Linked DNA regions of Homo sapiens: region 1 is linked to region 2. The links are chromatin loops, found by intact Hi-C in ENCODE. Cell type or tissue: B cell. All regions are shown on one strand. Each heading gives the region's core, and the rest is flanking DNA. Links, peaks and the distances in the headings are about the cores only. Region 1 overlaps LY75-CD302 (LY75-CD302 readthrough). Region 2 overlaps PLA2R1 (phospholipase A2 receptor 1).

Region 1 (16,307 bases), core at 6,121-10,120, 60 kb after region 2:
ATATTGACATTTGGAAACCGATGACTTCAGTGAAGGAGAAAAGTGCCAAAGTGTGACAATCAAATGTTGCACGATTCTTTATGCATCAGTTTTCTTTAATAACTCATGAAAGTAATGTAATATGGTAAAGGACCTTATTGTACCCTACTCCTGGCCGGACATGCCCCGTATTTAATACATATCATTAATTTTAGAAGTATATCTGTTTCTAATGTTTCAAGTTCCTCTTCCAGTGTGAAAGCTTCTTAGGCATATCAATACGCCTAATTATGACTATTGGTTTCCCAAGACCCAAGAAAACTGTGTTTTAACCTCTAAAACTCTGCTTTCTATCTTTCTTTCTTTTTTCTTTTTTTTTTTTTTTTTTGTTGTTGTTGAGACAGAGTCCTGCTCTGCCACCTAGGATGGAGTGCAGTGGCACAATATCGGCTCACTGCAACCTCTGTCTCCTGGGTTCAAGCAATTCTTCTGCCTCAGCCTCCTGAGTAGCTGGGATTACAGGCACACGCCACCACACCTGGCTAATTTTTGTATTTTTAGTAGAGACAGGGTTTCACCGTGTTGGCCAGGCTGGTCTCAAACTCTTGACTTCAGGTGATCCACCCGCCTTCTATCTTTCTTAATTGCTGATAGCATCTGGTCATCAAATAACAAATTTGAATGATCTATCTCCACTGTACCACGTGTGTGTGTGTGTGTGTGTGTGTGTGTGTGTGTGTGTGACTCTCACTCTCATTCTGTATCTCTAGTCTAAACAGGACCCTTTGGGCCCTAGAGCCATAAGCCACATATATATATGTTATATTATATATAATATATATATATATTCCATTGTCTATGAAACAGCTCCTATACATATTTCTGACCCAGTCCCAGAAAAACTTGATCATATGGGGATCCATGTCTGTCTCCTTCTACTAGATTGAAATTCTCATGAGGGCAAGGACTTTGTCATTTCAGTTTTTACATCCCTAGAACCTGGCAAATAATATGTGTGCCTAATGAATTTAAATTGTCAGTCTAGAATACAGTCAGATCTTCTGAATCTAGAAGTACAATGGAAACTGCTTTTGATAAGTCTTCTATATTAATAAAAGAGGATTAAAAATAGATAGTGAGACAGCTACTCTAAGAAGCTTCTGTCCTTACCTTAGATGAAAGGGAATTTGACAAGCTAATAGGAGAGCAGAACTGAATTAACTTATCAGCCTTTGGGTTTCTCAATAGTCTGAAGATTTTTGTCTATTAGCATTGCCTACCTTTGATGCATAAACAGCCCTCTACAGGGATTGCTGCCTTACAATCAAGGTCTGCAGATTTGTTTGTTATTAGTAGAATAAGTCTAATTTAGATAATAACTTAGGCAACTTTGTCACTTTTTAAAAATTTTTTAATTCTTACAGAAAAAGAAGGCATTGCTAAGATTTTCTGGATTGGTTTAAATCAGCTATACTCTGCTAGAGGCTGGGAATGGTCAGACCACAAACCATTAAACTTTCTCAACTGGGATCCAGGTAACTGCTCTTTCCCTACCCCCTCTGCACAGAACAAATCTTCAAAAAAGCAAAAGCTTCTCACTCACCAATAGCTTAGAAAAGTTTCACATCTTGGCAGCTCTTACTATGGTTACCTCTCAGAAGAATTTTTTCTTCCTAAACCATTCTTAATTGTGGTACTGTTATTGCCAAGCTGAACCACACCATGGACAACTGAGCATTTGAACCTCTAGACCTTTAGAACAACCCTACATTTTTATGTAAGAGCAAAATGAGCTCCACCACATGGCCCAGGAGCCATTCTATGTCCCTAAAGGACTTGGCATGTCTATAACTCACCCATGCTGTGTTTCATCTGCAGCTGAACTCTAATATGGAATTATCCGCTCGTTTTCAAACTCTTGGGGTCTCTCCCCACTATAGCACCCAAGTACTGACAATATAATGGTTGTATTTTATAATACAAATAAATACCTCAAAGAAAGTCTTTTAGGGAATAAAACAAGCAAAATGCCACTTAGCCAAAAAGCATTCTTCCCAAAGGAAGGATTAGACAACTTTGAAAAATAAAATCTTAGGCTTATGACAAATGTAGAACCTAAAGTTAACACTAATTTCAGTATAAAGCTGCCTGCACACATAGTAGGAAAACTGAGTTAAGAGCAATAAAATTCAAATTAGCCACTTTAGTTAATTTAGTTTGCTAAATTTCCTTACCAGCAAATGAAGTAATACTTTTATTATTTCAGTAAATAGAATATTTAAAGATAATTTAATCTTTAACTCAAGGCCTTAATGGCATGACAATGATAAATTAATATTTTTATTTTATGGAGTAGCAGATTAAGAGCTACTAAGCATAGAATATGGCCTGGAAGTCATTTGAGGAAAAAGTTTGGTTTTTGTTTTTAAAATTAACTACAACATATCATGATGTTTTCCCTTTAGATTCTATATTTTAGAAGAAAGACATATTTAAGCACATAATTATTCATTGAGGCTTATACGTTTCAATTTAGTTAAGTTTTAACTATAATATGAGTTCCCATAAAAGCATAAAATTAGGAATACAAATTATTCTTTCTGACACCATCCTGGCCCTAACTTTCTCATTCTAATGCTTTGAAAAATGTTCCCTTTTAAGACAGGCCCAGTGCACCTACTATAGGTGGCTCCAGCTGTGCAAGAATGGATGCTGAGTCTGGTCTGTGGCAGAGCTTTTCCTGTGAAGCTCAACTGCCCTATGTCTGCAGGAAACCATTAAATAATACAGTGGAGTTAACAGGTATCTTTCTCACATACTCATACAAATAGACAAATAGGTCTTAAAATCATAGTTTTGTGAAAACAAGTAAATCTTTTCCAACATCCGTTTCCACCTTTCCTTCTCCTGATACTGACAGTACAGAAAAGTACTTGATTTTTAACCCTGTGGTTAGATATTATCAACCATATATGAATAAAGCTTTATTTGAGGTAATGAAGAATATTAAATATAAATATGTATGCGCCCAGAAGAAGGCAGAGATATTCGAGATAGGAAATATACTTCTGTTCGTGTGTGGCTCTTTTTTCTCCAGAGCAGTGGTTCTCCAGGGGTGGTCCCCAGACCAACAGCATCAGCATCACCTCTTCCTGTTAGAAATGCAAGCTCTCAGGACCCACCCCAGATTTGCTACATCAGAAACTACAGGATGGGGTCCAGCAATCTGTATTTTAAGAAACTTTCCAGGTGGTTCTGATGCGTATTCAAGTCTGAGAACCACTGCAGTTCATGCCTCCGTAATGAGGCAAAACCTATAGACACAGGAGTAAGCCCAGGCTTCTCTACCTTGTGCCCCACAGCACCCAGCCCTCTTCTATCCTTCTCTGTCAGGCAAGTCTTTGCATTGAAAAATCAAGTAAAAAAGGAGAGGTGCAGAGGGACAAAATGTGTACAATAAGGGGGTTTTTCCAGGGTGTTTGGGGATGAAAGTGACACAAGAACAGCTGAAGTTTTTGAGGAGTGGAAGGGTGTGAGGAGTTTTTGAAAGAATGGAGAAGAGGAGTGTATTGACTGTCAAGCACAGGGCCTGATGTATACCTGGTATTTAATTACATCCTCACCAAATGAGAGAAACTAATACTCAAAGCTGGAGGGATGTATTCATCCGTTTTCATGCTACTGATAAAGACATACCCAAGACTGGGAAGAAAAAGAGGTTTAATGGACCTTACAATCTCACGTGGCTGGGGAGGTCTCACAATCATGGCCGAAGGCAAGGAGGAGCAAGTCACATCTTACATGAATGGTGGCAGGCAAAGAAAGAGAGCTTGTGAAGGAAAACTCCGCCTTATAAAACCGCCAGATCTCATGAGACTTATTCGCTATCACGAGAACAGCAGGGAGAGACCTGCCCCCATGATTCAATTACCTTTCACCAGGTCCCTCCCATAACACATGGGAATTTAAGGTGAGATTTGGGTGAGGACACAGCCAAACCATATCAAGGGGAAAGGATGATTTTTAAATGTCCTGCTTTAAGGAACTGTGAGTGAAGGGAATAAAGCATTCAAATGTCTTGTCATCTAAAAAGGAGTATAGAGCAATTTTTAAGGAAAAACTAGATATAAAATAAAGAATCTGAGGGGATATTTTAAGATAATAGGGGAAATGAACATTTGTCTTCCAAGTTGATTCAAACCAAATTTAGTCCATACAACAAAAGGCATAATAGAAAAGCCAGCACAAATGAAAATAAACTAGAGCAATTGATGATAGATTAAGTAAATACCTTGCAGTAGCAATTATTAAATAAATCATGATGTTTCCACATGATTGAATAATATGCATTTACTAAAATAACTGTGCCAGCAGGAAAATACAAAGAACAAAACCAAATGATATGCCTACTTATCATTTTAATCTTGTAAAAATATGTATTCATTGAGACAAAGACTAGAATATGAAAATGATTGCATTAAGTTCCATTATGGGTGATATTTTTCCTCTGTTCCTTTATCATAATTATAAAATATAACAATAATACATGCTATTTCAGAATATTAAAGTTAATTGAGTTATCTCGCAAGTGTAAGAGGCTAGCTGAATCTGAATCACTTTATCCTTTAGTAAAAAAAACAAACTGTCCACATTTTTTTTTCTTTTTTTTTTTAATTATACTTTAAGTTTTAGGGTACATGTGCACATTGTGCAGGTTAGTTACATATGTATACGTGTGCCATGCTGGTGCGCTGCACCCACTAACTCGTCATCTAGCATTAGGTATATCTCCCAATGCTATCCCTCCCCCCTCCCCCTCCCCCCACCCCACAACAGTCCCCAGAGATGCTGTGTTTTCTTACAACAAATATTCCAAATGGTTCTAAATCAGTGAAGTCTGAGTAACCAACTCACTTTCTGGTTTTGTTAACGGGGATAGAAGTATTCTGTGGGGTTTCATACTTCATTCTTTTTTTCTAATCTGGAAAGATTAGACCTTCGATTGTGAGCTTTCTCATGGTCAAAACAGAATCACTAATTCCATGAGGACCATCTGTCTAGCAGAGGGGAGGAAAGAAGTCCAGGGGTAACCTTTGCCCTCTCATCTCTTGGATGCGAAGTGTATAAATGTCTTATTCTGTCCCTTAAATCTCTGCCTGTCCTTTGTTCAACGGTGAGCGTTAATCTACATCCCCTTGCTAAGCTGGCCATACAAGAAAAGGAGGCTTGCCCTCTTATAATCTTCTCAAGGACAGAGACTGGAGGGAAACCTAACAAATTCCATATCCAGGAAAAAATTTGTCAGAAAATGACTTAAGGCACATCTTTCTACTGTCTACTTGGACTAAGGGCAATCTCCCTTGACTGTGTCCAAGCCCTTAATAGTCTGTGCTCAGCCATATAGCACATTGAAGCATGTTAAAGTCACATCATTTTCTGAATCCCAGCGGGAATTCCTATGATGCTATATATACCTCATTTATGTGGTAGGCACCACATGAATTCATGTCACCGTAGCATCTGACATCACGTCCCCAGTTTTCCAGGACTCTCATTATTCAAGAAAAAAGAATTTGCAATGTTATTGATTCACAATAGATGTATCTTTACTGGAATATAAATAGCTGCTTTTCCCCCAGATGTCTGGACATACTCAGATACCCGCTGTGATGCAGGCTGGCTGCCAAATAATGGATTTTGCTATCTGCTGGTAAATGAAAGTAATTCCTGGGATAAGGCACATGCGAAATGCAAAGCCTTCAGTAGTGACCTAATCAGCATTCATTCTCTAGCAGATGTGGAGGTGGTTGTCACAAAACTCCATAATGAGGGTAAGTTTTTAAAAATACCCTATTTGAGAGGCTTAAGCCATTTTAAAGTATCCCTGGTTTTAGACTCTTTGTGGGAATGAAAAGCTTACAGTTTGATCCCACAGATCAGCCCTGTCAGATAGGATTGTCTCTGGTGATGGAACTGTTCTACAATTGGTCTAGTATGGTGGTCACTAGCAACATGCAGCTTCTGAGCAGTTGGCATGTAGCCAGGGCAACTGAGGAACTGAATTATTACTTTTATTTCATCTTAATTAATTTAAGTGGCCGCATGTGCCTAGTGGCAACCAATTTGACAGTACTGCCATTGATTGATTTCCCTCTTCTCATGAGCTAAATTCTATTTAAGTTGCTCAAAAAACTTAAGTGATAATTACTTCACTTTTGTAATTATTTGAAAGCTAAAGACTGGTAAAGGAAAATATACTAGACGGACAGTATTATGATCTCTTCCTAGAATAGAACTCTTAGCTAGAATAGCTAAGAGTAGGTACCTACTCAGTGCCAGCCTGGTGCTCCTTGTTTCACTTGTGAAGGCAGCAGAGTCATACCAGGGCAGCAGTGGACAGTATTTCTATTCAAATTGGGATATGTATGATTGTATTTATAGAATTTCATTCACCCCACAAAGCAAAGTTTATCTACACCAGATATCAGGAACACCCAGCCTGCAGATGTTCTACCTGTGTACTTTACTTGCATAAGTTACTTGAAAAGCCTTCATTACCCAACCTGCCTGTCGTATCAACATATTAATAACCGAATTAAGAATACTACAAAGGCTCTTAAAACTCCATATCAGAATATAAAAATTTGTATAACAATGTACATATTACAGTATTTAATTGAGCAAAACCAAACAAATAATACATTTTTCTTTTAGATATCAAAGAAGAAGTGTGGATAGGCCTTAAGAACATAAACATACCAACTTTATTTCAGTGGTCAGATGGTACTGAAGTTACTCTAACATATTGGGATGAGAATGAGCCAAATGTTCCCTACAATAAGACGCCCAACTGTGTTTCCTACTTAGGAGAGGTACGAAACCTCCTGTGGTTTCTTTATATTCTTCCTGTTTTACCTAATGATAATATTAAGACTTCTTTGGTTGGGAAGTTTGCGTATAAGCTGGAAAATAAAAGGTAAGAGCACTCTGGATCAGGGTACAGAGCCACGGACCATTACCTGTTAAGAATTGGGCCGCACAGCAGGAGGTGAGCGGCGGGTAAGCAAGCATTACTGCCTGAACTCCGCCTCCTGTCAGATTGGCAGCAGCATTAGATTCTCCTAGGAGGGTGAACCCTATTATGAACTGCACATGCAAGGGATCTAGGTTGCACTTCCTTGTGGAACAGTTTCATCCCAAAACTATCCTCTTCCCCACCCTCTGTGGAAAAAATTGTCTTCCACAAAACTGGTCCCTGGTGTCAAAGGTTGGCAACAAATAATCTAAAGTCTAGACTGTCTTTCTGGTAGCTACTTTAAAAAGGTAAATAAAAGCAATTACTAAATAAGCAACCCATATCCTATCTGAGAGCATCTTTTCTGGTCTCAAACAGATACAGAGAATCCCTTTAGAACTCACATTCTTGTGCTGACTGATTCTAGCAACCTGCTTTCTCTCAGGACCAGGGCCTGCACCCACCTTTCTGCCATCAGTGTGATATTCGGCAGATAGCCACAATTTAACCTGAAAAATCCCATCTTCCAAATTCATGTTCAGATTGTTTTATATCGATACTACTTTGAGAAGTAAAAAAATGGTTTTATTTAAAAACTAGGCCTAACATTTTTCAGAAACCACCTTACTCCTATAGAATGCTTAAACATTTTTTGAACATCTTTTACTTAATAATCCAAAATAGGCTGTGTCTTGAGCAGAAAAGATATATGTACCTCTACGTTTTGTTTGTATCACTTTCCTGTGGACCCCTAATTGGTTATGAAAGTGACTGTGTCACTCAGACATCTAAAGAGACTTAAGTGGAAGCAATAAATATTATGTGTATTTAAAAGAAGTTTAGAAAGGTGTCACATTTGATGCTCTATTTAAAAGGACATCCAACATGTCTTTAGAAGAACATCAGAAATGGAAAAGTGTTCCCATGGGCAAGAGTGAATTGATGGCATACCTAGACAGCATTCCAATGTTCAAAACTGACCCTTATCACAATCGACTTATTAGAATTTAATTCAAACAAAGCAAAGTGACGTAGTCAATTAAGCAAATTAATGTTAAGTAGCATATATGAAAGAGAGAATTTTGAAGTCCAGATTGAAGTAGAGTTGAAAGAAACTTTTGACCTAGAATTCATGGAGAATAGCTATTTTAGCCACCATCATCATTTTACACGTGAGGAAACCGAGAAAGGGAGGTTGATGATGTACCTAAAAGTTTCAAACTTTGGCTATGCCATTCTAGTCTAGAAGACTAGAATGCTGGAACTGTGGGCTGAGTTCTTCTCTCTTCAACTTTTATACTAAGTGTGCTTTGATGGTTTTATTGCTACTCTTATAAGAAAATGAAATTTATCCACACTGTGACCTGGAGGTGATGCTGAGGTAACTGGCTGTGAGCCATCACTTTGCAGGCCTGTTGAGTAGCATTTTCTAGGAGTGTGTTCTCACATTTGATAATTCACTTATATTCATTTCTCTCTCTCTGTCTCTGTCATAGTTTTTGTGAGTTCAGTTCTGAATATGCGGTAAATAATTTCCTTTCCAAGCAAATGTTTTTGTCTCCTTTCAAAGCTAGGTCAGTGGAAAGTCCAATCATGTGAGGAGAAACTAAAATATGTATGCAAGAGAAAGGGAGAAAAACTGAATGACGCAAGTTCTGATAAGATGTGTCCTCCAGATGAGGTAGGTAAAATCCCTATGTAAATTTTCTCAAGCAGTATTACAACTTCTTGGTTAGAAATGGTAGCTGAGACTTAAATAACTCAGACTTATAAAATAGAGGAAACTACTAGCTTCTGTTCATTTAAGTTAGAACAAGCCAGAAGGCAGTGAGTCATAGCATATTGGCCTTCTTACAGAAGCAGAAACTTGAAAATTTCTATAAATATTTGTAGAATTACTATCCTCAAGGCTGATGTCTTTACTTCCCCCACTAATATCAATATTCAAAAATAATTCATCCAGTGAATATTATACTCTTATGATGAGCCAGCCACCCATATGAGAAGTAACCCATACTTTTTGTCTGACACAGGCCCACAGTCTTGTGGAGGTTATCTGTGAAATTGCATCCCACCCTCATCACATGTATGATTTCAATAGCCATGTCCTCAATTTCCACAAGTTCTAAGACGTTATCAATGTAGCAGAAACATGCTTGCCAGACGGGACACCATCAAGTCTGGAAAAGAGTTTGACAATATTTTTCCTCTGACTTAGGGCTGGAAGAGACATGGAGAAACCTGTTACAAGATTTATGAGGATGAGGTCCCTTTTGGAACAAACTGCAATCTGACTATCACTAGCAGGTGTGACCATCAGTAAACTTGTACTCATAAACTTTCAACTCTGAATTCTTTTGCCAAACAGTCTTCCTAAGTAAAAGGTGCATCTTCAAATAGAGTCAATCATTGTGAAACACTTGCCAATTTGATTCTCCTTTTGTAGATTTGAGCAAGAATACCTAAATGATTTGATGAAAAAGTATGATAAATCTCTAAGAAAATACTTCTGGACTGGCCTGAGAGATGTAGATTCTTGTGGAGAGTATAACTGGGCAACTGTTGGTGGAAGAAGGCGGGCTGTAACCTTTTCCAACTGGAATTTTCTTGAGCCAGGTGAGTGTCTTAATCTTTGAAGTAGTAGTATACTGTGACTAGTGAAAGGCAGCACTCCTCCCAAAGATGTTCCTCACTTACTTTTGAAATGTGAGGGACATGATGATCTTCAGGATTGGAGTCTATCTATGGAACCATAAATAGAAGCAGTGGCTATGTCTTCCCTATTATGTCCTTGGGAATAATCCAATGAAAGAAATTCAAAAACTTAGTTCTCCCAAACCACCATCTAATGGCTCAGAGCTAGAAGCACCAGTGTGAGTTTTTAAAATCTTTTCCATGTAAATCTCAAATAGAATCTAGAAGCTCCCGTGTGAGGCTCTTTACATTTTCATCTCTCTGCTTCTTAACCTATTTTCAAAACTGAATGTGTTTTCTTCCATTATTCTCAATGGGTAAGAATTATGGAGGCTATCTTGTATTATTTATTTTGTTTTTGTTTTTGTTTTTGTTTTGAGATGGGGTCTCACTCTGTTGCCCAGGCTGGAATGCAGTGGTGTGATCTCGGCTCACTGCAACCTCTGCCTCCCAGGTTCAAGTGATTCTTCTGCCTCAGCCTCCCAAGTAGCTGGGATTACAGGTGCATGCCAACATGCCCAGCTACTTTTTGTATTTCTGTAGAGATGGGGTTTTAACATGTTGGCCAGGCTGGTCTCGATCTCCTGACCCCAAGTAATCCATCTGCCTCAGCCTCCCAAAGTGCTGGGATTACAGGTGTGAGCCACTGTGCCTGGCTTCTTATTTATTTTGAAAGTTATTTCCTCTTTCTCCAACCAGCCTAAAGCATTGACCATAATTTGCCATAGAATCAGAACACTTAAGCCGGAAAGGACCTCAGAAATACTTTTAGAGTTAAGAAAACAGAGACTTTAAAAGGTGATTTACTTGACAAAGATCATCTGGTTATTGAATTAATGAAATCCAGAGTTCCTGATTTTTAAGCCAGTGGCTTTGAATAAGACAGCAGTATAAAGCATTCTACTTTTCACCCTGTGAATTATTTATATTTTATTGTGTTGGTCTAATGTGATCATGAAGACTATTTTTTATAACACAGAGATTGGAAAATATGAGCTTACAATTGAACATGTTATTTGAAATAGAAAATGCCCACAAAAGTTAGGACACATGGTCATCACCATCAACATGAGTGATGTTGCTAGTAACAAAGTCATCCTTTTATGTCTGAAAAAGATAGAGTATACAGATGTTGATCCTGGTTAAATCTCAGATTAAGAACACTCTAATGGATAAAGCACATAGATTTCTTTTTTTCTTTTTCTTTTTTCTTTTTTTTTTTTTTTTTTTTTTTTTGAGATGGAGTTTCGCTCCTCTTGCCCAGGCTGGAGTGCAATGGCTCGATCTCGGCTCACTGTAACCTCTGCCTCCCGTGTACAAACAATTCTCCTGCCTCAGCCTCCCAAGTAGCTGGGATTACAGGCACCTGCCACCATGCCCAGCTAATTTTTTTTGTATTTTTAGTAGAGACGGAGTTTCACCATTTTGGCCAGGCTGGTCTCGAACTCCTGACCTCAGGTGATCTACCCACCTCAGCCTCCGAAAGTGCTGGGATTACAGGCGTGAGCCACCGTGCCTGGCCAGATTTGTTTTATAGACACTAAGAGTAAAGGTGACGTTCTTGATAACTAAGTCTTGGTGGTTGGAGAGGTGCTTGGGAAGTAGCTACCATGACTACTTCCTCCATTCTATGACCAGAAAGGCTATGTGAAGCTCTCTTTACCATTATTGCACCCATCCTCAGCCAACTTGGTCTATCATGGGCACACCGTGGATAGAAGGACTGAACAGGGAAAAATAGCACACCCATTCAGGGTAGCAAGGCAATTATTTTTCCCAGTTTCTTATTCCTCTTGCTGTTTGTGTATATGAGACTATGTGGCTTCTCTGTTTGGTGGGATAGAAGTTGTCCTATTACTTTTCAGTATATGTAACTCTTCTTGTCTTTTACCTGCTTCAGGCAGTGTGATGTAATGGAAAATGGAACATGATGTTTTGTCAGACAAATCTGGTTTCAACCCCAACTCTACCATTCACTAACTCTGACTGTGGGCAAGTTACTTAGTCTTCATTTACAAAATGGAACTGATAATTCAAACTACCTTTTAATACTGTTATGAATACATAAAATTATGACTGTCATAAAATTAACGGTAAACAAATGTATGTTACCACATACCTCCTTCTACCTTTATTGTACCAGCTTTTCCTTTGGATCAGAATCTGGGAGAGTTGTGTTTTGAGGTTAACTAAGTTTCTTAAAAACTGCTCAAAGTTTTTAAGCTAATTTGAACCACTATCCTAAGCAGCAGTAGTATTTAGGGTACAGCTCTAGAAACAGACCACCTGGGCACAAATCCTGGGGCAACCACTTACTAATTCTATGACCTTGAACAAGTCACTTCATTCTCACTGTACCTCAAATTATGACAATAGAATCCCCCCATAGGTTTGTTATGAGGATTAATCTTTTTCAAAAAGTACTTTACAAATAATAAACACCTGTCATTATTATTCTGAACAACATATTTCTTTCCTCTCTTTGTTCCATTTTTTTTTTATTCTCTCTCCCCAACTTGGCTGAAGTAAAGAGTAGAAACACTAGAAAATGTTTGAACTTTAACGTTTTAATTTTTAATTGAGCTTTCCACTTCAATCCCAGCTTCCCCGGGCGGCTGCGTGGCTATGTCTACTGGAAAGTCTGTTGGAAAGTGGGAGGTGAAGGACTGCAGAAGCTTCAAAGCACTTTCAATTTGCAAGAAAATGAGTGGACCCCTTGGGCCTGAAGAAGCATCCCCTAAGCCTGATGACCCCTGTCCTGAAGGCTGGCAGAGTTTCCCCGCAAGTCTTTCTTGTTATAAGGTAAAGTGACATTCTCATTCTATCCTTCAATGAAGTTATTTTTCCACTACCCTTGTTCATGTCCTTGTACAAATTATGCTCTTCTCCATAGTACTATGTAACCTAACTAAAGTGCTCTGGAGCACAGAGTCCTTGGCAGGGCATCGCTGAACCTCTGGTGTGAGGTGCCTCAGCCCCACACCCTGCACGTGTCCTACCTGAAAGGGCAGGCCCAAAGCCAGAAGTGGCTCCACCCCAAGGTCTTTTTTTCCCAGTAAGTTGGTGTACTATATGCCATACTGCCACTATGCCTATGATCCTCATATTCCTCTAATTCTTGTTGTCAAATTAACAGCTCCAGCACTCCTAATAATGTAAAAAAAGTGTATATATATTTACACTTTTACAAACATATATATATTTGTGTGTATATATACAAATATATATATTTATATATACAATATATATATTTATAAACATATTTACAATATATATATTATAAATATATTTATAAATATATTTACAATATATATATTTATAAATATATTTATAAAATATATATGTTTATATATTTACAAAATATATATGTATATATATTTACAAAATATATATATATTTACATATATTTACAAAATATATATATTTACATAAATTTACAAAATATATATATTTACATATATTTACAAAATATATATATTTACATATATTTACAAAATATATATATTTACATATATTTACAAAATATATATATTTACATATATTTACAAAATATATATATTTACATATATTTACAAAATATATATATATTTACAAAATATATATATTTACATATATTTACTATATATATATTTACAAAATATATATATTTATATATATTTACAAAATATGTACATATTTATATAGATTTACAAAATATGTACATATTTATATAGATTTACAAAATATGTACATATTTATATAGATTTACAAAATATGTACATATTTATATAGATTTACAAAATATGTATATATTTATATAGATTTACAAAATATGTATATATTTATATAGATTTACAAAATATGTATATATTTATATAGATTTACAAAATATGTATATATTTATATAGATTTACAAAATATGTATATATTTATATAGATTTACAAAACATATATATATTTATATATTTACAAAACATATATTTACAATATATTTATATATATTTACAATATATATATTTACAATATATATATTTACAATATATTTATATATATTTACTATATATATTTACAATATATTTATATATATTTACAATATATATACGTTTATATATATTTACAAAATATATATACGTTTATATATTTACAAAATATATATACGTTTATATATTTACAAAATATATACGTTTATATATTTTTACAAAATATATACGTTTATATGTATTTTTACAAAATATATACGTTTATATGTATTTTTACAAAATATATACGTTTATATGTATTTTTACAAAATATATACGTTTATATGTATTTTTACAAAATATATACGTTTATATGTATTTTTACAAAATATATACGTTTATATGTATTTTTACAAAATATATACGTTTATATGTATTTTTACAAAATATATACGTTTATATGTATTTTTACAAAATATATACGTTTATATGTATTTTTACTATATGTATATATTTATGTATATTTTTACAAAATGTATATATTTATGTATATTTTTACAAAATGTATATATTTATGTGTATTTTTATTATATGTATATATATTTATATATATATTTGGTCTGCATCAGTCAGCTAGTTCCATAAACAAACCACTAGATGCCATCCCAAAATTCGGTGGCTATGACAACAAACATTTAGCCTCACATTCTCACAGATCTTCAGGCCAGCTAGAGTTTGACTGATCTAGTTTGGGCTTGAATGGTGACCTCTGCTCCCAACTTCAGGTCAGCTGTGCTGGGCTCCAGCCCTTCCTTCTAGAGCTCAGGCTAAAAGGGCAACAGCTCACAGGGGTTTGTTGTTCTCATGGTATATCACTGGAGCCCAAGAAGGCAAGCCAACCATATAAGCACATTTCAGGCCTCTGCTCAGTTTACCTTCACTAATATCCCATCAACACAGTAAGTCATATGGCCAAGCCCCATGCCAAGGTACAAAGACGTATACTCCGCCCACCAGGGGGCTGTGGCAAGACCATCTAATTATATTACAAGGAACTGAAGAATTGGGACAAATATAATTCATCCTGTCATTGTGTCATCATCTCTTCTTCCTCCTCTGCCTCCTCCTCCTCCTCTTTTTCTTCTTTCTTCTTTCTTCTTTCTTCTTCTTTCTTTTTCTCCTTTCTTCTTCTTTTGAAACAGCCCAAGTTCCAGGTTTACTTTTGCCACTTTCTGTCAATATTCACACACCAGTGCAGACTGCTCTTTGGTTGTTCCTCGTCAGAAAATAGTGCTATTTTTGTGTGGGTCACTGTGTCTTATATTCGAAATTTCTATTGTTAGCACATTTCTTTGCCAAAGGCTACTCCCAAAGCATTTATATGTATCCTTTACAGCCTTGCCTCCTGGTTCATTTTATCTTTCAAGGTCCTAGGAATACAGGAGAACGTGGATCTTGTTGGAATAGTTCCCCAGCCTGGCTGAGGAAGGCCATCCATCTGACCACAAGGACTGGCATCTGTGCTGGCCTTTAGTTGAATTGACACTTTCAGCAGGACCTGTCTGTGTCTCAGTATATGTGCATTTACCTATGCCTTCACTACACCTTTAAGAATTCATTTCAGGGGCCCACACATGTGACAGTAATTGACTTTAGCACTATGAAATACTTTATGATAATACCATAAAACAAATTAATATTATATTTTGCTAAGGTATTCCATGCAGAAAGAATTGTAAGAAAGAGGAACTGGGAAGAAGCTGAACGATTCTGCCAAGCCCTTGGAGCACACCTTTCTAGCTTCAGCCATGTGGATGAAATAAAGGAATTTCTTCACTTTTTAACGGACCAGTTCAGGTAATACTTTAAGAATGAGAATTTCTATGCTGAATTTGATGTCCTCTAGATATTCAAAATTGACATGTTCTTACCCTCACTCTCTGTTGGAAAAAAAATGGACATGTTTTATTATCTAAAAGGTCATTTGGTGCTTAGCAGTCATGGAACATTAAGCACTCTTAATGTGCAGACACTATGAGGAATCTAAAAATGAATGAGATGTATTCCCTACCCTTTGTTTAATAAAGTCCAACAGCAATGTATGGCAGAAAATCTAGAATATAGGCAAGGAAGGGCCTTGGGAATTCAGAGGAGGGAGGGAGTGTTTCTGGGAGTATAATCAGGAAAAATGTCATAAAGAAGGCTGATTCTTGGAAGGTAGGTATTATTTCAAAAGGCAAGATAGGAGAAGGAGAAGGAGCCAGAAAAAAAACAGAACATAAGCAAAGGAACTAAGACCAGAATATACAGATATGGTCAAGGAGAAATGAGTCATACAAATTAGCTAGAAAATGGAATTTGGATATGAAATTGGAATGTCCTTGTTTGCAAGGGAAGGAGTTTGATCTTAAGTAATTAAACACAACCAAACAAAAAACAAAAACAAGGTGCGTGTGTGTGTATTTATATCTACACACACTCACATATACCTGCATATATACATATATACACAGAGAGGAAGGGGTTGGCCAGGCTGGTCTCGAACTTCTGACCTCAGGTGATCTGCCCACCTCAGCCTCCCAAAGTACTGGGATTACAGGCATTAGCCACCACACCCAGCCCATTATCAGTTTTGATTAAGTGTGAGTCTGCAAATTTGTTCAATAATAATAAAGTCCAAT
Region 2 (16,307 bases), core at 5,868-9,867:
CAGAAACATCTATTCCCTGGATAAAATTTAAAAGTAATTGCTACAGTTTTTCTACAGTCCTAGACAGTATGAGTTTTGAGGCTGCTCATGAATTTTGCAAAAAGGAAGGTAATTGTTTTTGTGATGGTAAAAATGCTTTCATGTGCTCCTTCTTGCCATTTCAGTAAACAATGTGGATTTCTTTATTCATCCCATTATTTAGTGACTTTAGGAGCAACAAAAACTAAACTATTGAAAAAATAAATACTATTGAAATTGCTTGTTTGGAGGACAGCTACTATATGAAACAATGTCCAGTGTAGAATTTGGAAACCTAAGATGATGTCTCAGCATACTGCACTTTCTGAAGAAAACGTTCCTTTTGCATGCATTTGCATTATGAATTTTGAATGTTCCCTAAAATTAATATTCTATGCCTTAACTTCTGACGTGCAAGCTTGTATCTTTTAAAAAATGTGGTTTTACTTTTTTAATTTAAAGTCTCTTCTTTATAATGGAAATTTTCACTTTTCAAAACCTGAGCTTTACAATTAATAGTATAGGAAACATTTTTTAAAGTATATTTATGTGTAAACACAAATATTCCTTTGCTACTTGTCTCTCTTATAGGTTCTAATCTTTTAACAATCAAGGATGAGGCTGAAAATGCATTTCTCCTAGAAGAGCTGTTTGCTTTTGGTTCTTCTGTCCAGATGGTTTGGTTGAATGCTCAATTTGATGGTAACAGTAAGTGATTTGGGTAGAGGAGAGGACATAAATAAATACATGGTTGTTAAAGCTGATGATAATGGCATCTGTGAGCCAGAAAACTCTCCTTGGATACGTTTTCTGAGAAAAAATAGCATGAAGCCTAAAGCCATTTCTTCCAAAAACAACATTGCAACCCTTTTCTTTACCCTTTTGTCTTTTAAAATAATCCCAGAACACCAAAAATAAAAACAAACAATAACATGTTTATCTTTACCCTTAGCAGGAAGATGCTTGGCTGGAACTTTGTGTTCACAGACTTAGTCATTGCATACCAAAACCATATTTACTGGAAAATATCCCAGGTTTCTAAATGTTATAAAAGCACAATAGAGTTATGGAAATGTTTCCATGATGAACTGTGCTGTTAGGATTCTTATTTGCTACTCATAAAAACCAGAGTTTGTAATAAAATGGAAGCATGGTATTCTTTTCTTTATGTAATTGATGGTTATTGAAAGGTACTTGTGAAGAAAATTATTTTAATTGGTATGGAGAGCTTGTTACAGTGGTGTACCAAGGTTGGGGGTGAGCCTACCCTTTCGAGGAGGAGTATTTTAATCACCAACATTGTTTAGAATTTCAAGCAGATGGTGATAATAAAAAGCAGACCAACTTTTAGTTAGCTGTATTGTTAGTTTTAAATTATTTTCAGACAATACACTATTGCCCACACATGGGATGGACTCTCCTACCGCCCCTACCCCCTTGGTACATGGCTGGCTTGGTATTAAAGAAATTCACTGTAAAATCTTTTTAGAAAGTGAGCCATTTTGTAATGATGAAGATGTTAGGACTTCAAAGGATTTTTCTTTACTCGATTAGTTTTGTTTATCAAATGATTTCTTTAAATCGATTATATATATATATGGAATATTTCAAAATTCAAACTGTCACATTAAGAAACATGATAACCTAAATGACCTAAATAAGAACACTGTACCTAAAATAAAGAGGCAACTTTATTAATGCCTACCTTTTGATGTTGAGTACATCACTGTATTTACTGAGTTGAATGTATTAGTTCAAGAGTCTCATTAAATTCAGGGGCTGCCATCCCATTACTGGGTATATACCCAAAGGACTATAAATCATGCTGCTATAAAGACACATACACACGTATGTTTATTGCGGCACTATTCACAATAGCAAAGACTTGGAACCAACCCAAATGTCCAACAATGATAGACTGGATTAAGAAAATGTGGCACATATATACCATGGAATACTATGCAGCCATAAAAAAATGATGAGTTCATGTCCTTTGTAGGGACATGGATAAAATTGCAAATCATCATTCTCAGTAATTATCGCAAGAACAAAAAACCAAACACTGCATATTCTCACTCATAGGTGGGAATTGAACAATGAGAACACATGGACACAGGAAGGGGAACATCACACTCTGGGGACTGTTGTGGGGTGGGGGGAGGAGGGAGGGATAGCATTGGGAGATATACCTAATGCTGGATGACGAGTTAGTGGGTGCAGCGCACCAGCATGTCACATGTATACATATGTAACTAACCTGCACATTGTGCACATGTACCCTAAAACTTAAAGTATAATAATAAAAAAATAAAAATAAAAATAAAAAAATAAAAAAATTCAGGGGCTGCTTTTTATGGTTAATTCCAGTCTTAGTATGTTTGATAACCATGCACATAATTCATAATGAGTCAGCAATTTTCTCACAGATGAAACCATAAAGTGGTTTGATGGAACTCCCACAGACCAGTCAAACTGGGGCATTCGGAAGCCAGACACAGACTACTTCAAGCCCCATCATTGTGTTGCCTTGAGGATCCCTGAAGGATTATGGCAGCTATCCCCGTGTCAAGAAAAAAAAGGCTTTATATGTAAAATGGAGGCAGGTAGGTAAAGTCAGAGAGTAATTCTTCATTTTGATTCTACCTTAACTAATGTTGACTGACTTCTTTAGCATTTAAAGGTTTTAAAATCCAAGTTGAGAGAGTATTCAGATAGATTCTGACATTATTGTTGTGTTCTGCACCAAACAAGTCAGAGAATAGTTCAGCTCCTTCTTTCTCTGATATGAGAAAAAAAATCATTATAAGTCAACTCAAAGACTATGATTTTTCTTGTGTCACCCAGGTTGATCACCTAATGGGCAAAAAATCATTTTCCCTCAAGCAAATAGAACTAGGAATGTAAACCAGCAACCTTCATTCTGGTGACTGCTACTCAGAATTTTTAAGGTTTATGTTTGGCCTCAGGAAATATAATCTAGGCTTATGTATATTTGCTGTAGACAAGAAGATGTGATTCCCTGTTGCAAGCATAATGTGTCATAAAAGTCACATTTTAACTTAATCATCAGTAACATACTTAGTGTTTAGTAATTAAAAAAAACAATAATTTTAGAAATCTAAGCTAGAAAATTCTAGTCACTGATGGTGGGAAAATGTCTATAATAATTACAGCAATTTCTAGATGTCAGTATTATAAAGGAGGGATTGCTGTGGCCTGTACTGCTAGAGAAGGCTTCAGACATGAGGTTTTAGGATCCCAAAGGATGAAGAGAATTATAGAAGCTGGAACAGAGGAGGAAAAGGCCCAGCCTGATTAAAGGCAGCAACTAAGAATGTGTTTCAATTAGAGCAAAGGGCTCACGTCAGGGGGTGATGGGAATAAAATTGGATGGTAATGTAGGATCCTTTCACAGAGTGCCAGGCTAAAGAGCTGAACTTTGTGGTGGAAGAGACAGACCCCCTATGTGCTCTGTAGACACCTGTGATGAAGTAGAACTCATGAGGATATGAAGAGAAACATTTGTAATTTGAGTGATTAAACTAGGAACGAAAGAGGAGGGGAGAAATAGGAAGAGAGAATCACCGGCCCTGTTGACTGATTTGAGCTGGGAATGAAGAAGAAAACACTGCAGGTGTGGGCACCAATGTTTGAAACCCCCACAGTGTGAGTCTCAACTCTGTGTGAGAGAAAAAAAAAAAAAAAGAAAAACATGGCTAAGCCTGATAAATAATGTGCCCAAGTTATCACTAGCTTTTAAATATCAAGAACAAATCAGAAACACCTCATGTCTTACAGGACTTTAAAGTTTCCTATAATGCAGATGACACCTGTTTCATCCTTCGCAGCAGCTTTCCAAGGTAGTGGAGCAATTTAAATATCCCCATTTTACAGACGGGAAAAGTGCCTGTGCAAACTGAGGCTACATCAAGGACTACAGAGAAAACTCTAAGTTTTCTAAGTGCTCTTTCCATGCCGCCCACTGCTTCTATCCTGAGAACAAACACTCTTAACAGTCTTTCTTAAAGATGTATCTTTATGTTTAAAGTGATGGTTATCCCAAGTACACTATACAAATTATATGACTATATTCAATTATCACTTGTGTTCTGAAAATTTGTGCATCTGATATGCATCAATTTAAAAGAAGTGTCTTCATAAAAACACAATAATACATATTTTCGACAGTTTAATGCAACGTTAAATGGCATTGTTTTTATATTAAAAGAACAAGTCTGGGCCGGGGGTGGTGGCTCACGCCTGTAAATCCCAGCACTTTGGGAGGCAGAGGCAGCTGGATCACTTGAGGTCAGGAGTTCGAGACCAGCCTGGCCAACATGGCAAAACTCCATCTCTACTAAAAATACAAAAATTAGCCAGGTGTGATGGCACACACCCGTAATCCCAGATACTAAGGAAGCTGAGGCAAGAGAATTGCTTGAACCCAGGGCAGAGGTTGCAGTGAGCCGAGATCACGCCATTGTACTCTGGCCCGGGCAACAGAGTGAGACTTCGCCTCAAAAAAAAAAAAAAAAGAACAAGTCTGGTTTTAAAAGTATGGTTTTGCTATTAGTAACAGTGTTGTGATTTTTTTCATGTCTATCAGAGTGAATGAGCATCAGTAGGACATCAAGGCAGTTCTTTTGCTCACAAATCCATTTCTTCATCTTCCTCTGGTTCATTCTCTATACCTTTCTCTGGATCTTTACCTAGATCAAAAATAGAAGAGTTCACATTTTGATATAACATCTACTTAAAAGATGTGTTTTTACAGTAGAAAGTTTTAAAACAGAAACTCTCTAACTTTTTGGATGGAGAAGCTGTTGCTCATTCCCCAAGACCCATGAGATCACAAAGGTGAGAAGATGCTGATTTAAAAATCCTTACAAAGAGTCAGGCAGATTATCATTGCTGGACAAACTCCATATAAGATCCCAACAAAACTGTGAGTTCCTTGTATGCAGGGTTTATATTTTACTCTATATTTATTGCAGCACAGTGCTGGGACTGAATAGAAACTTCTTGGCTTAAAAAAAACAAGCAGGGTGTATGTTTGTGAGCACTAATAACGATGATTACAATAAATCAAAGGTCAGCAAACTTTTTCTGTAAAGGGCCAGCTAGTAAACATTTTAGGCTTTGGGAGCCATATGGTCTCTGTTACATGCCATTGTAGCAGGAAAGCAGCTGTAACAATACATCAATGAATGAGTGTGGCTAAGTTCCAGTAAAACATTTTTTATAAAAATAGGGTCATGGGCCATAGTTTGCTGATCCCTGAGTAAGTAATGACATATTTTTGCTGAATTAAAAGAAAAACCTCATTTTAATTTTTGTATTTGATTTTAGATATTCACACTGCAGAGGCGCTGCCAGAAAAAGGTACGTTTGAAACCATACAAAACATTTTGATTTTTCTTAGAAATAATAAGATAGAAAGCAGCTGTATGACAGTATCTATATTACTTCATCGCCACTGAAGTTTTTCTTTTTTTAAGAAAAATATCTTCTTTCAGGACCAAGTCACAGCATCATTCCTCTTGCGGTTGTACTGACACTGATAGTCATTGTGGCCATTTGCACACTTTCCTTCTGCATATACAAGCATAACGGTGGCTTCTTCAGGAGACTTGCAGGGTTTCGGAATCCTTACTATCCTGCAACCAACTTTAGTACAGTATATTTAGAAGAAAATATTCTCATTTCTGATCTTGAGAAGAGTGACCAATAATAATGAGGTCAGAGAATGCCACAGACACCAGGGTAAGTAAAGAAGACTAAACAGGAGTCTCATCTGTCTTTCCCTTTACAGCACAGATGCCATTAGAATGTGAATTGGGTCACTATTTTAATTATTCTTGAAGTGATTACTGGTTTTGAATCTTAACCAAATCAGATGGGTTTTGATTTATTCATTTCCCTAAACTGTGATCCATTCTTAAAAGGGGTAAATTATGCATTGGTTATTTTTCAGAAAGACAAGAACTATTAAAAGAAACTCCCTATTGAAAACTCTGAAATCAATGCGAATAATAGTTTTTGCATTAATGTATCTCTACTAAAATTTGGGGGAATTTTAAAACTAATCTGGTATCTATTCAGACATTTACCTGCACTCGTACCATTAAGAAAGACAGAAAGAAGCAAAAAAAAATTAATCTTGTATATGAGAGGAAAAGGAAAGGGCTTCTGAGAGGATTCTTAGTTGTTTCTTTTGAATTCACTTTTAATAGCAGGATTTGGAAAATACTAATTTCTGTGCTTAAGGGTCACAGGTTCTGGGCTCTCAACTGATATTTAAGGTGACATTCATTTTTATTAGGTCTAACATCTCAAGCTAAAGGAGAAAGAAAAATACCTTCTTTTAAATGGCAAAGACCTTCATTAGCAGCACACTTTTATAAACAACCATATAGTTAAAATGTGGCCTTAAACTTTCAATTACTAAATGATGATTAAGTTGGATATTTTAAAATGTCTTATACATAAGCTTAAAGTAATATATTGAAACTTTAACAGTTGTACTGTTAAAACTCATGGACTTTCTGAAAAACTAAATATATAAAATAATATGTAACACTCTTAATAACTGGAAGATATAAAATGTAACTTGGATTTAAAGGAGAAGAGCTAAAGATCTGAATTATAGTCTCATTAGAACCAGACAGATGTTGTTGAGAAGTACTAAATAAATTAGTAATCTAGATATCTTTATTATGTAAATGAGTTTAGGTGTTCTATTTAATAAACTATTTTCTGGGAACGATCTCCTTTTATATTAGTCTAGTTAGTGTAGATGGTAAATAATGATTATGATACTGTCTGTAAATAAAAAATTACAGATTTTATTTTCCTTTATTAGTTCCTTATAAAGAAAACAGCTTCATAATCAATATCTAAAAATTTACTCATTACATAACTGTTTATTGAATTTTATCAAGAAAAAAGTGTACTGAGCATGGTGGCACGCACCTGTAGTCCCAGCTACTTAGGAGGCTGAGGGAAGAGGATCAACTGAGCCCAGAAGTTGAAGGCTGCAGTGAGCTATGGTTGCACCACTGCACTCCTGCCTGGGCAACTGAATGAGACCCCACCTCAAAAAAGTGCTGTTCTAGAAACAGAGGTACTAAGGTGAGCAACTTGGGGTAAGGGCTATCTTTTCATGCCACTTATTTTCTAATGAGGGAAAATTGACAGTAACTCAGTAAAGAAATGCATATGCATAAAATAGCAAGTGGTTATGAAAATGAAGTAAGGTTCCATGATAGAGAGAAACTGGGGGACTCTCAGGGCCTCCCTGAGAGTGTGCATTTTAATTATTACAACCAACTGCCTCAAAACCAGTGGCCACTAATCACAAGGGGGAGCTCTGAGAGAAAGTATGAATGAATTTCTAAGAGGCAAACCATCATCATTAGAAATACAATTTGAAGAGCATACCACTAAGAATGGAATCCTTGTGGCCTGCAACAGTTAATCCAGCTTCCAAAAGCAGCTCTTTGCTACTGTTATAATAATTTACACACTGGGACAGTCTACCTCCATAATTTTTTTAAGTATTGGGACTTCATTTTTTAAAAGATATTATATTATGTGGCAGTTGCATATTTATGACTCAAAAAATAATTGGCTTGAACTCACCAGATGGTATAAAAGCCCAATTTAACCATCTTTTGAGTGGAATTAAAGTTCTGTTCTTTTCAATGGACTTGGTAAAAACTGCTAATCAACCAGCCTTCCAGTCAAGGTATATAGTCACACATAATAATTTGACAAAATACACCATTAGGAAAGTGATTTTGCAGAAAGAAGCTGTATTGCTTCTCAGTGCTCCATACTTTGATGTTTAGTATTGAACAACATCTCCAGATAATCTGGACCCATGGACAGATCACACACTTCTTGCCATTACTGAATTTGCAGAAATAGTACTGAAGTATTCTGCTACATTTTTATATTTGCATTTTTTTTGAAACTTTTTTTCATTTTTTTTTTTTTTTTTTGGAGATGGAGTCTTGCTCTGTTGCCAGGCAGGAGTACAGTGGCATGATCTCAGCTCACTGCAACCTTCAACTGCCTGGTTCGAGCAAGTTTCCTGCCTCAGCCTCCCGAGTAGCTGTGATTACAGGCACATGCCACCATGCCCAGCTAATTTTTGTATTTTTAGTAGAGACAGGGTTTCACCATGTTGTCCAGGATGGTCTCGATCTCCTGATCTCGTGATCCACCCGCCCCAGCCTCCCAAAGTGCTAAGATTACAGGCATGAGCCACCGCACCTGGCCTCATCTGTATTTTTAATGTGAACTAGATTTTATAGCTATAATTCGAAAAGAAAAAAAAGTAGCAGGTAATGGGTATATTATACACTATTTGCGTGATGGTTACACCAGACTTTACCACTACATACTGTATTTATGTAACAAAATTACACTTGTACTCCTTACATTTATGCCAAAAAAGCGGCAGGATCACAAATTCACACATAGTTAATGTGCCCCTCCAACAGTCAATTATGTTCTATGACTAACCTGAGGATCTTTATAGAATCTGAGTAATGGAAATGCCTGGGTTTTTCCATTTAACAATATATTGGGCTCTTACAGTTACAACAGTCTTCTTTCGGGTTAAATATTTCTTCTCTTGAAGGGTCCACTCCTTATTAAAGATAAGATTGAACTGAATGTTTACTTAAACGTTCAGTCTTTTGGAGTTTCTTTACTCTTCTCAAAATGGTGGTTGGATATATAAGAACTTGCTGTGTCCTGGTAGTGTTGAGGGGAGAAGGTGACAACTTACTGTGGATGTATGTTAGCTGGTGTCCACTGAGAATAGCTGTCTGGCCTCACTCCTGGGAATTCTGCTGGCATCTGCTGTGAAGTCTGCAGTTGCTTTAATCTGTAGTCTGTTCTCTTTGATTTGGCCTCATTCTGGCTGTCCCTGGTGCTGTCTTATCTCTTGAGAACTGGCTGTGTCTCCTGTTGAATTCCCTATCCGAACACTGCAGTTCTTGGCTACAAGGCAGTCACTTCACCCCTGCAGTGGTGAGATCCCATTAGCTACCATTAGCTACTCTTTTCGTCCAGAAAGGCGAAATGCCATAGCAAACAATCCCACAGTCTTGGTGGATTAACACAGCAAAGGTTTATTTCTCACCCACACCTGCATGGGCTGGCAAGAGGACTTTGCTCTGTTCAGTCATTCATGGGTCCATGCTTCTCCTATATAGCCAGCCCTCTGTCTCCTAAGGCCTGGAGTCCTCCATGGGCCTCCAATCTGTGGCTGACAGAGGATGTTGACTTGAGACCCATCTTTGATTCATTATGGAGCTTCCACAGGCTGTTGAAATCCTCTAAGTCAAAAGTCCTCAAACTGGGGACACATGCCTAAGGAATACAGGAGCATGGGTATTTAAGAAACTTAATTTCCAGAATCTTCATGTATATTTTTTCTTAAAACTGATTTACCTGAGAGCACCCCTGGTTCTTCTTTCCCACCTCTCTTTACACAAATGCCTTTCTCTACCTTTAAAAAGAAAAAGAAAAAGAAATGGCTTTCATTTCAGATCTTACTATGGGAAAATCCTCCATGGCTCCAAAGAAAAATATTCGAAGTATTGATGTCAGTGAAGCTTCTTTTAATAAAGAAATTGTAAACTCATTCTGTAGATCCTCACGTCTTTCTCTGTGTTAGGACATTTTTCTGTTAAAGTTGAAGCGATGACTTAGAAATGAGTTATTTTGCCCCATGTTCATATTCTGAATTAATATGTATTATACAGTGGAACAGCTGGAGTGCTACTTTCATTTGAAAATTTATCTCATCCACTGCCTGACTATTGTCAGAGAACAAGCTGTAGAAAAAGTCTGGTGAAAGCAAAGTGAAGCATGTGTTGCCAAGAACCTAACATCTTATGTTATCCAGAAGAAAGTCCCAAGGCTTGATTTATCTTAGATTTCTATGTGAGTTGTGAGGATGAGTATTAACAAGCTTATTTGAACTGAAAAATGAATTCAGACCTTTTCTGAAGTTTTTTTTATTTGGCTCATTGGTTTGACAACAAGGATTGACTTTACCCATTAAGTTTTATGATGAACATTTTGTATTAATTGAATGAACTAAATCTGCTGCTCTTGTGTTCTGATTAAAGCTTGTAATAGGGTAAAGGCATTTTAATAGAAAAATAGTATTGACTGAACTATAATGAAGTGATATTTTACTTTTCCCAGCCTTCATTTGTATATCAGGTAAAGCAAGATGCCTGTAAGTGAAAGAGTAACAGGCATAATGAACAGTTATTTGAAGAGTCTTAGTAAAGCCTTTTAATTTTACTTGTAGGAAATTGACATGAATCATTCTAATGACTGGGTAACAAATCACTTTGCAAGTAGGGTGTTTCCACTTCTATGCTTTAAAAAAAACTGAAGGAGAACATAATCAAGCAGTTGGTTGATATAGAAAATAATTTTTAATGTAGAATCACTGATTTTTTGGCACCTATGAGAAAGGAATTCAAGTAATAGAGGGATATTGTTATAACAAACCTCCTTTTATTCCCATCTACTTATTTATATGAACAAAGTTTCTATGTTAAGATAAGTTAGAGAGTGCTGTGGAAACAAACCCTGTAATACTAGTGGTTAAAAACAAAACTCAGAAGTTAATTTATTGATCATGCGAAGCCTGCTATGGTCAGGACACTTGCCTCCAAGCAGTAACTCACAGATCCAGGCTGTGTCCTACCTCCAGAACATGGGGCTTCCAGTGCTGCTATGGCACTAGAGAACTGTTAAGTTCCCAGGTTTAGGAAGAAACACGTGGCACTTCCACTCGCGTGTCATTGGCTGGAACTAGTCACATGACCTAACCTAACTGAAAGGAAATCCAGGAAGTCTTCTGCTTTGTGTGCTCAGGAAAGAGAGGATAAGGGACTACAGACAGCACCAGCAATTGCTACCAGAGTTTCTCAACATGTATAGCTACAAAAAAAGAAGAGAGAGAACAGAATTGATGCTGAACCTTGATTTATACTAGCAGTTTTTAATACTAATTAATTTTTATCTATGATATATCCATTTCATTAACAGATCCATTTGCTATCATTTTAGTTTGACATATACTATCTTAATCTTTGTAACATATTTATTTTGTTCTGATCAATTGTATACTAACAATAATTGAAATGACAACTCAATATAGAAGAAAATGTGTAATACTTAGAGCCTATGTTCACAGGGACTTCTTAAAAAATAATTTTAGGCTGGGCGCGGTGGCTCACGCCTGTAATCCCAGCAACTTTGGGAGGCCGAGGCGGGTGGATCACGAGGTGAGGAGATCGAGACCATCCTGGCTAACAAGGTGAAACCCCGTCTCTACTAAAAATACAAAAAAATTAGCTGTGTGTTGCGGCGGGTGCCTGTATTCCCAGCTACTCGGGAGGCTGAGGCAGGAGAATGGCATGAACCTGGAAGTCGGAGCTTACAGTGAGCCGAGATGGCGCCACTGCACTCCAGCCTGGGCGACAGAGCGAGACTCTCTCTCAAAAAAAAAAAAAAAAAAAAAAAATTAATTTATATACATATTTTTACTGCAGGAAAATATGACAAGGTAATGAATAAAATATTTCACAAATTAAAGTATATCTCATTAGGATAAAATTCTGTGGGGGAGTTGGAATGGAAATACAAGATTGAAAGAAAGTAATATCTCTGACTGCTGAAGAGGTTATTTCTATTTTTAAATAGATTATGATAGAATTCAAATTGTTGTAGTATCTCCAGTCAAAGGAACTTAGGCTTCTTGAGAAAGTGGTTGATTGCAGGTCTAAGGCAGGAAAATACAAGATGAAACTGGAATATCTTGTGATGGCAGAAAATAAGGAGGTGCTCACAAAAAGATGGCACATGTCTGAAGGCTACAGGAACCAACCTGAAGGAGCTCTCCAGTGGAAATGCTGGAACAATTTGAGCAAACAATAAAAAATTATAATATTGGATTATAACCCACACAATAAATATCTGTGTGTCCATACTGATGTAAACAATTGAATGAGTGAATGAATGAATGAAAAGAAGAAACAGTTCTTCTCCCCAGTAAATTCCAATTGATAAATGTAGAAGAAATGGGAGAAACAAAAATCACTATCAGGAAAACACAACAGTAATAATTGTTGGCAAGACCTACCAGTTGGTGCAAAAGTTAGTGGGTGAATGTTTGAGGAAAAACAGAATATTTGCATAACCTTAGAGTATTTTCCCCAAAATAATCACTAATTACAAAGAGAAAGTAATAACTTTACAGTAGAGAAACTTCTTTAATCAAGGGATCAAGGTTAACAGAAGCAGTAATAAGCCACATCAGCATCATGTACCCCCTGGTATGGCATTGAGAAGGGCACATGACTTCTTTGGTATCCTCCCCAAAATGCATAATCTCAATCATGAAAAAACATTAGACAAATCCAAGTTGAGGGACATTCCACAAGATAAATGATCACTTCAAAAGTGTCCTGGTCATGAAAGATAAGGAAAGATTGAGGAAATGTCAAGGATTGGAGGACACTAAAGAGACATGACAACTACGTGCAAGTTGAAATCCTCAAATGGATCATGGAACAGAAAATGGTCATTATGGGAAAATGGGAAAGTAAAATAAAGTCTATGGTTTAATTAATAGTATTGTACCAGTATTAGTTTCTTTGTTTTGATGATTATACCATGGTTTTATGAGATGTACCATTAGAAGAAGCTGAAGGAGGCTGTACAGGAACTCTCTGGACTAAGTTGGCAATTTTTCTGTAAACCTAAAATCATTTCAATATAAAAAGTTAACATTTTGCTATGATATTAGACACCACTGGATATATTAAAAGGGTGATAAGGCACTTTTATTTTTACATGTTGTTATTTATAATATTCTGAAAATTGCATCCTAATTATAAAAAATTTTGGCTGTCAACTTAGAAATTCGTGAAGCAATATGCCTTCTTTCATGATTCTTTTAACAATTTTGTATGCTAGCCAAAAAGTTTGAGGACCACTGCTATATGACATTTTTTCTCTCATGTCTCAGATGAGAAGCAGGGCAAAACCCTGTGTGTCTCCAACTTACCTAACACACCATCCGCTGTAGGATTAGGAGCCAGACACGTCTTGCTGCAGGCCATGCTCACTTCCATCTGCTCTCTTTTCCCTGCATTCTTCTTTTGTGTCACTTCCCTGACTTGTCAGTACTTCTAATTCTCATAGTCCTGCTATCCCCTACAACCTCGTGCCTTAGTATTAATAGGGTACAGCAGGGAAAAACTCACTTAGTTTCCATTTTGTTCTTGGAGAAGAAAAATTTGGAGACATTTCCAAAATGGCATGTACATCATAATTCTTATTGCCAACATTTATAAGAAACTTTGACTGTAGTGATTATCAAGATACATGCTTGGAATATTTATTCCCTCTTTCCCCACCTTTCAAAATAAGGATTTAGAGCAGGAGTTGGCAGGGCCAAATCCAGCCTGCAGCCTATTTTGGAAATAAAGTTATTGGGATGCTGCCATCCCCATTCACTCACATACTGTGCATGACTGCTTTCATGCTTCCATGACAGAGCTGAGTGGTTGCAACAGAGACCGAATGGCCTGCAAAGCCTAAAATATTTACTTTCTGGACCCTTACAGGAAGTTTGCCAACCCCTGATTTAGAAAGTGAAAACCTAAATGGGGAAGTCTTACATACTTTAACGTATCTTAGCAAGCACTGTTATGTTAATGTATATGGACAGCACTTAAAATATATCAATAAACAATTATGATCAGTAAACATTTATTTAGAGCCTATTGTGGCCCAGAGAGTGTCCTGTGCTCAGAGGCTATAAATACCAATAACACCCCATCTCTCCCCTCATGGAACTCAGTCTCAGGGGAGAGGAATATGTAAATGATAAGTGCAATGCAATGTGACATAAATAATATCAAGAAGAAGAGAATCAGAAAAAAAAGGAGAGGGGACTGATTAATTCTGTCAGAAGTAGAGAAAGGCTTAACAAGATAAGTGATATGTATTAAATTGTAGGAAATGTTAGATAAACAGCTTTCTTTAGTATTTTTTGAGTTAGAAAGCAAGTTTTTAGCTTGGGGTCAGAATATTTTTAGAGAAAAAGTTTAAAATGTGCCTAAATCTGAAATTCTGGATTTAAAAAAGTGAAAATCTGCATGTTCCTCTAATACCTAATGACGAATTCTAATTGCAGAAGGATGCCAATAACTAAAACCACAAAATGAACCCTATGTATACCGGTGACCTTCTTTACTCAGAATTAATTAACACAAGCACTTGTTTCTTGCAGAGCACTTTGCTGTAATTTAGAACAAATTAAGGGAAAAAATCATTCAAGTGCTGTTTTCTTCACACCATGAAGTAAGCATGATGGACCAAAGTTAACTAATTTAAAATATTATCATCCATTTCTTGTAATTATGAATAGCAATACCATCTTTTTTCTTCAAAAAAAAAAAAAGACATCATGATCTATGCTATTTTCAACTTGTTTCCTGTGCTTCTATTAATGGAAATTGATTTTTCAAGATTAATGTAAAATGTGTTTCTGTTTCTCCCATTAAGTCTCTTATTTATATTAGATCCAATGTATATGTTCCTGGATATTTTTCAAATAAATATATTTTTAATATAATACAGCAAATTGTAAATTGTTAAAGGACCATTTATAATGTTTTCTCCTTGCCCTCCCTAGCACTGAAACTGTGGTTTTATTATTGTCTTCACACTGTTGTTTGTGAATTAACTTGAGCTCCTTGAGTTCCTACTTCTAAGAGATTATTTAAACTTTACTTTTTACCTTCTTAGTATACAGAGCTTGGTAGGAGCTGGAAACCCGACTCACAGATTTAGGAAACAGTGGGTTCTTGTCCCTGTGGACATCAGAACTTGGGGGACGGAGAGATAGAGAACCAGAAGGCAGAACAAGGAAAAACTCAAAGAAAGGAATGGGGAGGAATGGAAACGTAACAGGACATGTTGCCTCAGTGAGTCACCAAGGGCTTTGGAGTTCTTAGCCCAAAATGTGGTTCTGTGGAGGCTGAGGACAAACTTCAGGACAGAGCATGCCTTAATCGATGTGCTAAGCCACTGGCTCGGGCAGTCCTTAAGCAAGGGCTCCTCTGATCAGACAAGGAATTGTTTCCTTCCCTTTTACTCCAGATGACACCTAAAGGTGCAAAAGAAAACCATCTCTGCACACTACCAAACAGACAGTGCGTGAACGAAGCAGACCCTCCTGACCACAGCCAAGGACTGGAGAGCTTGGTGAAACTGGTGCTCAAGGTAGAAATTCCCTGCGATTGCTACTGCAACTTATACTAAACGTCCCAAGTGAAGTGAAGGGAGAAAAAAGAGATATTAAGCAAGAAGGCCCACTTGTTTATGCATTGCTTTAGAAGATAATCTGTAATTGCATATTAATAAGTAAAGTTAACGTTACACTTAAATAATAACCTATATTTGTTACTGCATTTGAATCACTCTTATCTGACTTAGTTGGTCAGGAAATCAAAAAAGTCAGTTAAAGGAAGGAATCATAAGAATTGTTTTAACATTAGTTTAAACATTTTATTTTCTATTAGAACACATAAACGTACATTTATCCACTAATCTTTTGGTGTAGGGACAATGTCATTCCTTTTAATATTCCTTCCTGTTGGTTTTATGCATAAAGTATATCTATAAGGTGTTGTTCACAATCTCTGGTTTTTCGTAAATGAAAATGAAACCCTGTCTCTGAAAAAAATACAAAAAAGTTAGTAGAGTGTGGTGGTGCATGCCTGTAGTACAGCTACTTGGGAGGCTGAGCCGGGGGAGATTGAGATTGCAGTGAGCTGTGATTGCACCACTGCACTCCAGCCTGGGCAACAGAGTGAGACCCTGTCTCAAAAATAAAGATAGCTGTAGAACAATTTGAGTGCAAGCCCCAAATGTGTATAACTTTCCTCAATATCTGTAGTTGTCTTGCTCAATAATAGCTCACTGCAATGTCAAACTCCTGGACTCTAGCAAGCTTTCTCCCTCAGCCTCCTGAGTAGCTGGGCCCGCAGGCACATACCACCATGCCCACCTTATTATTTAAAAAAACTTTTGTGGAGACGGGGTCTCACTCTGTTACCCAGGCTGGTCTCAAACTCCTGACCTCAAGTAGTCCTCCCTCCTCACCCTGTCAAAGTGCTAGGATTGTAGGCATGAACCATTGCACCTGGCCCTATTTTATGTTTTACAAACTGTATAAT

Evidence for each region. A loop is a pair of places that touch in the nucleus more often than their neighbours do. Peaks named below come from ENCODE experiments on the same cell type or tissue, not always from the same donor. Only the 100,000 strongest peaks of a DNase experiment are listed, where the experiment ranks them.
Region 1: it touches region 2 in a loop (2.3-fold over the local background); 2 of 110 quality-filtered maps call a loop at or near these places.

What each region holds. Positions count from the first base shown.
Region 1 is chr2:159,871,627-159,887,933 of GRCh38, reverse strand. It overlaps LY75-CD302 (LY75-CD302 readthrough), which reads left to right. Exons shown (of 38, transcript NM_001198760.1): 5 at 1,404-1,514; 6 at 2,641-2,781; 7 at 5,619-5,810; 8 at 6,694-6,851; 9 at 8,565-8,675; 10 at 9,213-9,301; 11 at 9,441-9,610; 12 at 12,291-12,490; 13 at 15,341-15,483. It overlaps LY75 (lymphocyte antigen 75), which reads left to right. Exons shown (of 35, transcript NM_002349.4): 5 at 1,404-1,514; 6 at 2,641-2,781; 7 at 5,619-5,810; 8 at 6,694-6,851; 9 at 8,565-8,675; 10 at 9,213-9,301; 11 at 9,441-9,610; 12 at 12,291-12,490; 13 at 15,341-15,483. Among named protein-coding and RNA genes, the nearest start is that of LY75, 25 kb to the left of the region's middle. In B cell, for the core only: no CTCF peak of the experiment used is centred there; a DNase peak (open chromatin) is centred at 8,603; H3K27ac peaks cover 1,914 bases.
Region 2 is chr2:159,931,220-159,947,526 of GRCh38, reverse strand. PLA2R1 (phospholipase A2 receptor 1) reads left to right here. Exons shown (of 30, transcript NM_007366.5): 26 at 1-108; 27 at 610-726; 28 at 2,445-2,621; 29 at 5,368-5,400; 30 at 5,535-15,521. The coding sequence ends at 5,749. Among named protein-coding and RNA genes, the nearest start is that of LY75-CD302, 35 kb to the right of the region's middle. RefSeq lists an enhancer at 7,261-7,310. In B cell, for the core only: a CTCF peak has its summit at 7,378 (motif pointing right); a DNase peak (open chromatin) is centred at 7,386.